2 separate regions of the Homo sapiens genome follow, and region 1 is linked to region 2. A link is a contact called in ENCODE Hi-C or POLR2A ChIA-PET data. All regions are on one chromosome and are shown on one strand. Each heading gives the region's core, a stretch centred on a gene start or an enhancer-like site at or near the end of the contact. The rest is flanking DNA. Distances are from core to core; before and after follow the strand shown. Region 1 holds the start of GNAZ (G protein subunit alpha z). Region 2 has its middle 34 kb from the start of GNAZ.

Region 1 (4,200 bases), core at 1,363-3,862, 34 kb before region 2:
GTCTTAAGTATTCTGAGGCTAGCGTGGGACAGACAGCACAGGGCTGCCTTCCTTGCCTCCAGGGGAGGAAGCCGCACACATGTGTTCACACACAAGATGACTAAATTCAGCATTCCTGAATTGCTATATTCAGCATTCCTGTCCCACTGGCCTCTCTGCGGGGGCCCTGGGCAGCCCTTGTGAAGTCAATCCAGTTACCTGCAAATTCCTGGAATTGTTCTAGAAGCTCCTGAGGGCCAGACTGAGACCCCACCCATACTCCTGCACCAGGTTCTGGCCACTCTGGTGGGGCCTCCAGGTCTCTGAGGTTCCTCCTGAGATTCTAGAAAACAAAAGGACTGAGAGGCTGGGGACAGAGGGAAGAATCCATTCCCTGTGTCCCAAACCCACAGTCACATGCCAGGTCCCTGCAACAGTCCAGGCGACAGGCACAGAGCACAGCAGCTCACCCTGCTCAGCACAGACTGCACACCCCACGAGGGCAGGCCCTGTTCTCGCTGCATCAACCTGGGCCTTGGCCAAAGCCAAGTGTGTGTTGGGTGGGGAGGGTAGGCACACTACAAAGATGAGTAACAAACAGCCCCTTCAGAGGGAGAGCAAAAACATCCCCAGAAATGAGGGAGCTGACTTAGGGGGGAAAGTGACACCAATTTCCGAGGGGGAGAAATTATGTCTTATTCACCTCCTGTCTCAGAAAATCAACGTCAGTTAGAGGAACACACAGGAAGACTTTTAAACCAGATGCCAGCATCTCCTCATTCCTAGAGAATGAGGCTTGCTCAAGGCGCATATTTTATCCAAGCACCGCCAGGCCATCCACACCCCCACTGCACCCCGTAGATGGATGCTCCCAGGCTGCCACGATTACTGCTCTCAAACATCCACATCCCAGAGGCACAGAGTCACTAGCTAAGCATCATCCCCGAAACAGGCAACTCAATCCTAACAAGGGGGTTGCCTGGGTGGTTACCCAGTGCCCTGGCTGTGCCCGAGGGAGAAGTGCCTGGAAGCACAGTCTCAGACTGCAAGGAGCCTTCCCCAGTCTTTAAAGCTAGCTCTTCTCCAGGCCCACCCCAGCTCATGGGGTCATGGAACTGCTTCGCTTTTACAGATGAGGAAGCCGTGGTCTCCACCATAGCCACAGTTAACCAGCAGTGGGGTCATTCCACTTCCCAGCTCCCTCAGCCCCGTGCAGCCCCCACCGGCCTTTCCCGCCATACCTCCTCCTACTCCCCAGGCATGCTAAGTGCTCCCATCAGACCTAACTGCCCAAGTGCCTCGGTCTATTCTCTCCTCTCTGCCCACAATGCCCAGCTTAGCTGTGCCCATGTCCTTCAAGCTCCAGTTCAAATGTCATGTTGCCCACGAGCTCACCTGACCCCCCAGCCCAGGACACCACTCTGAGGTCCCTCCCGAGGCCCCTGCACCTGCACTCAAGCGGGGTTGGTCGAGTAGAGACGTTTTCCCCTATGCGGTGGTCAATCAGTCCTGGGAGGGCAGGCCCAGTCCACTCCCACCCGGTGCACCCCAGCGTCAAGCTCTGGGGGAGTGACCACTCAATAAATATTTGCTTAATTGAATTTGGCCAAGGAGCCTTCTCCAGAGAGCTCAATCCCCAGGGCAGGGAAATCACTTGGGCAGAAAGGAGCCGGTCAGGGGCTCAGCTGTCTCCCCAAGCAAGACAGACCTCTCTACCAGGCGGGTCCCTCCACCCCAACACGGACTACGCGGAACGCTGGTCTCGCTTGGCATCATCCTCTTGTCTCAGTTAACAGGAGCCCCCATTCTCGGCCTAGGCCGAATCCTGCCATCATCACCCAGGAAGGCTCAGCACCGCCCTAAAGGCAGAGCCCCCTCGGATCGCCCGCAGGATACGGAGCGCCAGCCCTGAGGCCCTCACTCCCCTCCCCCAAACACCCCCACCGCCTTTTAAGGGAAAAAATATTGAGCCGGGAACGTATTACAATCGCAGCAGGTCGATACTCATCTCTTCCTCTAAATGCCTGTGAGGAACCTGCTCGCTGCAAGAGCAGTGACCGAGAACTGCTAGCTGTCCGTCTGCGGGCCCAGGTCCTCGGGCCCAGGCCTCTGGGGCCCTCTCCTCGGTTTCAGGCAAGGCCCTGCATCGGCTCCGGCCGCCCCTCCCTGATCCTCCCCCTAGGGAGACCCGCCTCAGCGCCGCTCCCGCAGCTCGCCTGGCCCGCCCGGGCTCCGCATCAGCCGCTGCTTGGGGGCGCCCGGCGGCCCCGCGCGGCATCCCCGGCGCCCTCTGTCCACCCTCCCGGGTCCTCAACCGCCCCCTCCCGCGGGGTCATCGGCTTGGCGGCGCATCCCTCCCCCAGCACCTGCCCGACCAGAGGCCGCCCCCTGCCCACCTCGCAGGCGTCCCCGCCCTTGGTGTCCCCCACCCCTGAGGGGCATCCCTGACGCTGCGTCCTGGCGGATCCGGGGCACAAAGGCCTGGGAAGAGTCCCAAGTGGGGGCAAGGTGGATGCCCCGGCCGTGCCCCCGACCCCTGAGGCTCAGCGGCGCGCGGCCGGCCGCGGGTCGGCTCACTCACCTCCGGGCCGCAGCACAGAGCATCTGCCGAGCTGCTCCGGGCAGGGCGGGGCGGGGCGGGGCGGCGAGCACGGGGCCGCGGCGCCCTCGTTCCGTACGACGCGGGCAGCGGCGCCCACGCGGGGACGTGACCGGACCGCGGGCGGCGCACACGCTCCGGCCGGCCTGGTTCCCTCCGCCCGCCCTCCCGCGCCGCCCGCCGCCCGCCGCCCGCCGCCAGTCCGCGGGTCCGCCCGCCCCGCGCCGCGCCGCCGCCGGCAGGGGGCGGAGCCGCGAGCGCAGCCCGTTGCCAGGCCAACCGCGGGCGGGGGGGTGCCGCGCGCCCGCCGGGCACCACGCGCCGGGCACCTCCGCCCCGCCACGAGCGCCGGCCCTCTGTCCATTGGGCACAGGCAGCTGACGGACGGGCCAGTAGCCCAATGGGGACGGACAGGGGCGGGGTCGCAGCTCCGCGCGCGCCGCAGTCCCGCAAGAGCTCCCCGCGCCGGCGTTCCACCGACTCCGCTGCGCTGAGGCCTGGTAGCCGAGCCCCAGGGGCCACCTCTGGCAGCCCGGGAAACCAAGCCTGAGCCCAGCCATGGTCCTGGCCCTCTTTACTGCAGCCAGTCCCGGCTCGCCTTCTCTCCACTCGGGTTCAAACCCAGTTCGGCCTCTTGTGAGCTCTACGTCCTTGGGCAACCGACTGACCTCTCTCAGCCTTTCTGTTTGCAAAGTGGGGCTAGTGGCACCTGCTTTCCTGGATTGTCTCACCAATCCTTCAGAACGTGTGAAAGGCCTATGCAAACCCTAACGATTTACACCGGTGAGGTTTGTGCAGCGATGGGAGGGAGCATTAGTCATCTCTGCCGCCGCCCCCCGCCGCCACCGCCCAGTGTCTAGGGGCTCTTTGGCGTCCCTGGCAATCCTGGCACACGGAAGGGTGGCCTTGGGAGGGAAGGAAGGGAGAAGGACCGAGGAGCTGGCCCCCAGCCCAGACAAGCGTGAGAGAGCCAGTTCAGTTAAGGCCACTGATTGGCGCTTTTGGGAAGCTGGTGGAAAGCATCAGACCCTCAGCAAAACGCAGCTGAACCCAGGCTGCAAAATTCTGTTTTCAATTTCAAAGCCTATCTGTGGACCTCAGGGCCAGGAGTCCCTCAGTTCCATGCTTAAAAGACTCTCAAGCCAGAGGGCCAAGACATGAATGCTCCTGTCTCTCTTCTCCATCTTTGTAAATCTGAAGCTTTGTGTATCCTAGAGCATCCCTGACAAAGTGCAAATGCCTTCCCAGCTAACGCGTTCCTTATCACCTCACACCTTTGTAAGGTGTGGATCATGCCATTCTTTGAGCAGCAGCCCTGGACCTGACCATGGCAGAGGTCCATGGAGCGGTCTCTCCATCATAGCTCTGTGGTGGAGGGGCAGGGGCATGTGCCTGGCTTTGCCAGCTGGACACTGTGGCATCTCAGCATCATCCCATAACCTCCCTAGGAATGTTTCCTCTTCTGTGAGATGGAGACCATTGCGTTACGTACCTGCAGGGTCATGGGCCACCTGTGAGGGTGCTGCCTCAACTGTCAGGAACAGGACGTATATTTGTTATGGGCATCATGGAGGCGAACTTAGTGCTCACTGGAGGTGTCCAGTGAGGACCAAGGGAATTCA
Region 2 (3,903 bases), core at 632-3,131:
CTTCTCGCTCGGACTGAAACCTAGCTCTCCCCAAGACCTGCTTCCCCACTCTGGGCGTCCTCCTATGTGGGACTGCTTTCCTCCCTCACTGTCCCTCATACCCTCACTGGAGTCGAACAGGTCCTTACAGACCATCTCCTTCTCCCGTTCTGAGGAGCCCTCTGGTTCCAAATCCCTGCACAGGCTCTGTAACCCAATTCCTCCACCCTCCCCGACACCACACCACCAGATTGCTCCTGTGGGGCACAACGTGGTCTCCATGTGTAGGAACCCAACTACCAGTCATCAGGCCTCATCTTTCTTCAGCCATCAGCATTTCCCTCAATGGATCCTCACCACCTCCCCCTCCCTAAAACATTTCCAGGAAACAAAGTACTTCTGCTTTTCTGCCCCTGCACTGTCTCTTCCACTTCCCATGGGGTGGCCCTCGTACCCCTTGTGTTTCCCTTATATGCACCTCTGGGAGCCTACCAGTGCATTTTCTGTCCTCTCCCATGCCCGTCCCACCAGCCCAGATGGTTCCACCTGGCTGTCTCATAGGTGCCTCCACTTGCCCTGAACACCCCCATGAGGTGTCTCAGGACAAGTGAATGCCTGGGCCCCTGCCTGGAGGGACATTTCTGAGGGTGCAGAGTGTGGGGCCAAGGGGTGCTGAGTACTGCACACAGGACTTTGGAACCTCCTCTCATCTGGCTGTGCTGCGGGGATGGGGATTCTGCTCCCCTGTGTCTCTGCATCCTGATCTACCGTTTCCTCTTGGCTGATGCATAAACTCCAACAGAGCTGGTGGAGCCATGGAGGGAGGAGAGGGGTGCGTCACCACCTGGGACCCTGCCATGAAGACCACACAGTACCTTGGCCCACAGCTGGACACCAGGATCTCAAAGGACTGAAAAGAGATCTGGTTGTTAGACTCCAACACAAGATGGAATGTGGATGGGAAAGTGTAGGAATCAGGACCCTGGAGTTTGTTCTGGCTCTGGCACCCTGTGGTGTGTGACCTTGGCAAAGGGTGACACACTGCTGTGGGGCTCAGTGTCCCTCAGCTGTGAGGCAGGAGTTGGAGGCAATAAGCTCAGAGCTCTTTCCCCGTCTGAGGGTGCAGGAATGTGAACCTCTTCATATGGGGAGCAGCTGCCCATCACGCTGGGGTCTACTTCTGATGGTGGTGCTGGGAGAAGCTCTGTCATGTGGATGCACAGGACAGGGCAGCCCCAGAGCTGCTTTCATTCCAGAGCCCTCTATGGGCATCAGAGACGGTGCTAGCTCAGTCCAGAAGAGCCAGCACCTGGGCCTAGGGCCTAGTTCAGCTGCACCTTTGCGGACCCTAAGGGGGGCACTCCCTTTCCCTTCTGGTCTGTCATTTTTTCCTCTTCCTAAAAACATATCTGCGAACTTGGGGAAGTAACAAAACCCAGCTGATTGTTGTGGTTTTGTTTTGTTTTAAGGGCTGGGATCAGGAGAGTAGATACATTGGAACCTGTTACCCCAGCCTCAGTGGAGGGTATTTGAAGCTCTGGCCCACACTCTCTCCTGCTAAACCATGGCAGGGATGTTTAGGAGCCCTGCTGGGCTGTGCTGCCTCCCCAGCCTGAGCCCCACCTCTCAGACTAGAATTCTGGGACTCAGATTCTGCTGTGTTGATGACAGAGACTCAGCTTAGCCTTTAATTGCTTCCTGGTGATGCCATATGTGCACATTTTGCCTTCTCAAGGACACAATCAGCTTCCTGTGGATGAGGTCACTGGAAGAGCCAGGGCCAAGGGTTGCACAGTGCCTGTGGGCTTCTGAGCTTGCGTTGAGTCGGGGACAGAGTCATCCTTCCCTGACAGTGGTGAGCAGAGGTGCCATGCACAGTGGACCAGGGCCTGGCACGTTGTCACTGACCCATAAACACTCATTTTTATCTTCCTCTCCCCTTCCTCTTTCAGCAGCTACTTTCTTTTTTCTTTTCTTTTCTTTTTTTTTTTTTTGAGACAGAATCTCAGTCTGTCACCCAGTCTGGAGTGCCGTGGCACAATCTCGGCTCACTGCAACCTCCGCCTCCCGGGTTCAAGCGATTCTCCTGCCTCAGCCTCCTGAGTAGCTGGGACTACAGGCACGTGCCACCATGCACAGCTAATTTTTTTTGTATTTTTAGCAGACACAGGGTTTCACCATGTTAGCTAGGATGGTCTCGATCTCCTGACCTCGTGATCTGCCCACCTTGGCCTCCCAAAGTGCTGGGATTACAGGCGTGAGCCACCGTGCCTGGCTTCAGCAGCTACTTTCTTTGTGTTCTCTAGAGCCAGGCAGGTAGGAAACACTCAAAAAAATGTGTGGCTGACTAAACAAGAAGTGAGCAACATCAAGAAGTTGAGAGTAAGAGAACAGCAGAAAAGAATACAGAAAACGGATGAGACCCTGAGCAACAGGAAATAGAAAGTCACCCACCCCCAGCTTCTCAAAGTGCCAGGAGCAGGGAAGTCTCCCATGTGTGTCACTGATGCAGGTGGCAATCACGTGGGGTGTGAGCAGCCAGCTCCTTTCCCCATGTGCTTTGCCCCTCTTCCAGCAGGGCTATGTGTGCAAGAGAGGAATGAACCAAATGGAAAATGCTGAGCAGAAAAATGGGGTGGCCAGAGGGAAAATCCCCACGATGGAGCTGGGGGACCCTGGGGCTTGCAGTCTTCCAAGTGCCAGTTTTTATCCAGACCCTGGGTGAAGCTGGTAGAAAGGTACAGGTCTTCTGTCCCCAGTCCCTTCTGCGGTCCTCCCTGAACCTCAGACCCTGTTGCTTGCTGGCTGAACCCTCAGGACCCTCTCTCCTGCTGCTTTCTGTTGGGGCCAAGTCCCTGTCCTGCTAAGTTGGCAAAGTGGGTGACTTTGTTACCGATGGAAGGGATCCGAGTTACCCCAAGTTACTGGTGGCCTATCCATATGGGTCTGTAGCAACTTCAGTCTTTGCCTTCTCAGAAGAAAGGATTTGACTGAGAGACATAAAGCAGAAAGAGAGACTGAGGCAAGTTCCAGAACAGGAGTGGAAGTTTATTTTAAAAGGCCTTAGAACAGGAAAGAAAGGAAGGGGTGCTTGGAAGAGACCCAGGAGGACATGTGAAGGTTAAAGAGAGAAGGTCAAGTGCCCCATTTAACCATGATCCTAGGACTTTTATGAGCTTGCCTCTTTCCCATGATTCTGCCCTTCGGGCGGGCTTTCCGCATGCGCAGTGCTTTCCTTAGCCTTTGGAATTGAGCATGCGCACTGTGTTTAGGGAGTTATATGCACGCCCGTCTGAGGCTTTCTTTCTTTTTCCAGTGGCGTGTGCCCCCGGAAGATCATACTTCACCATTTTTGTCTCCTAACTTGCATGCCCAGGAAGTTGCTTCTCCCTGGGGCCTGCATTCAATTAACATTTTGCTGTTAACAGGTGTGGAACATCAGGAAATGGCCTCTCTCTGGTGCTGTTGCGTTATCATTTTTAGAGAGGCAATGTGATAACTGCTGAACCATCACCTGACATTTCTAGTGGGTAGGGGAGAGCCCTCTCCTGCCCTGTTCACACTTATCTAAACTTATAACAACCTGGTGGAGCCAGCATGAGTTCTGGAGCCAGGTTGGGGCCCAGGCCTGACACTTAGTAGTTTTGTTACCTTGGAGAAATTACTTAATTTCTCTGAACCCAGACTTTGTAATAAATATTCAAAACAGGGGTGACTGACACCTGCCTCCTGGGAGGTAAGAAATGGCTCATGAGGAGAAGGCTGTAGGCAGCTGCCCACAACACCACCCCTCCCCCTTGCCATTGGCTTAATTCCCCCTGGGTGGGTAGCAGCTGGGATTGCCCTGATTGCATTAATGCATACTGAGGTTGGTGAACTTAATACTTCCAAAGAAAATTTGCATTTTAAAAGCCAAACTTCTCT

Evidence for each region. A loop is a pair of places that touch in the nucleus more often than their neighbours do. ChIA-PET counts read pairs that join two places held with the same protein, here RNA polymerase II (POLR2A). Pooled maps may share reads with other maps.
Region 1: a loop to region 2 is called in a map of OCI-LY7, with 4 times the contacts of the local background. The contact joins the promoter of GNAZ here to the enhancer-like site in region 2. A Hi-C loop is called at or near these places in 5 of 168 maps with a recorded cell type or tissue (OCI-LY7, PC-3, breast epithelium and 2 more), 2 of 37 single-sample maps with no recorded cell type and 7 of 50 pooled maps. POLR2A ChIA-PET finds 5 or more read pairs at or near these places in 13 of 52 experiments (A673, B cell, GM12878 and 10 more).

What each region holds. Positions count from the first base shown.
Region 1 is chr22:23,068,931-23,073,130 of GRCh38, reverse strand. It overlaps GNAZ (G protein subunit alpha z), which reads right to left and starts at 2,612. Exons shown (of 3, transcript NM_002073.4): 1 at 2,561-2,612. The region is part of intron 4 of RSPH14 (radial spoke head 14 homolog); the gene reads left to right. RefSeq lists enhancers at 149-1,030, 1,031-1,911 and silencers at 2,518-2,657, 2,798-2,937.
Region 2 is chr22:23,034,674-23,038,576 of GRCh38, reverse strand. No RefSeq gene overlaps it. Among named protein-coding and RNA genes, the nearest start is that of GNAZ, 34 kb to the left of the region's middle. Within about 2 kb of position 1,881, at least 3 of the 41 ENCODE cell types and tissues checked have a DNase peak (open chromatin) inside an H3K27ac peak, as active enhancers do; they include B cell and OCI-LY7, where a contact is called at or near this core.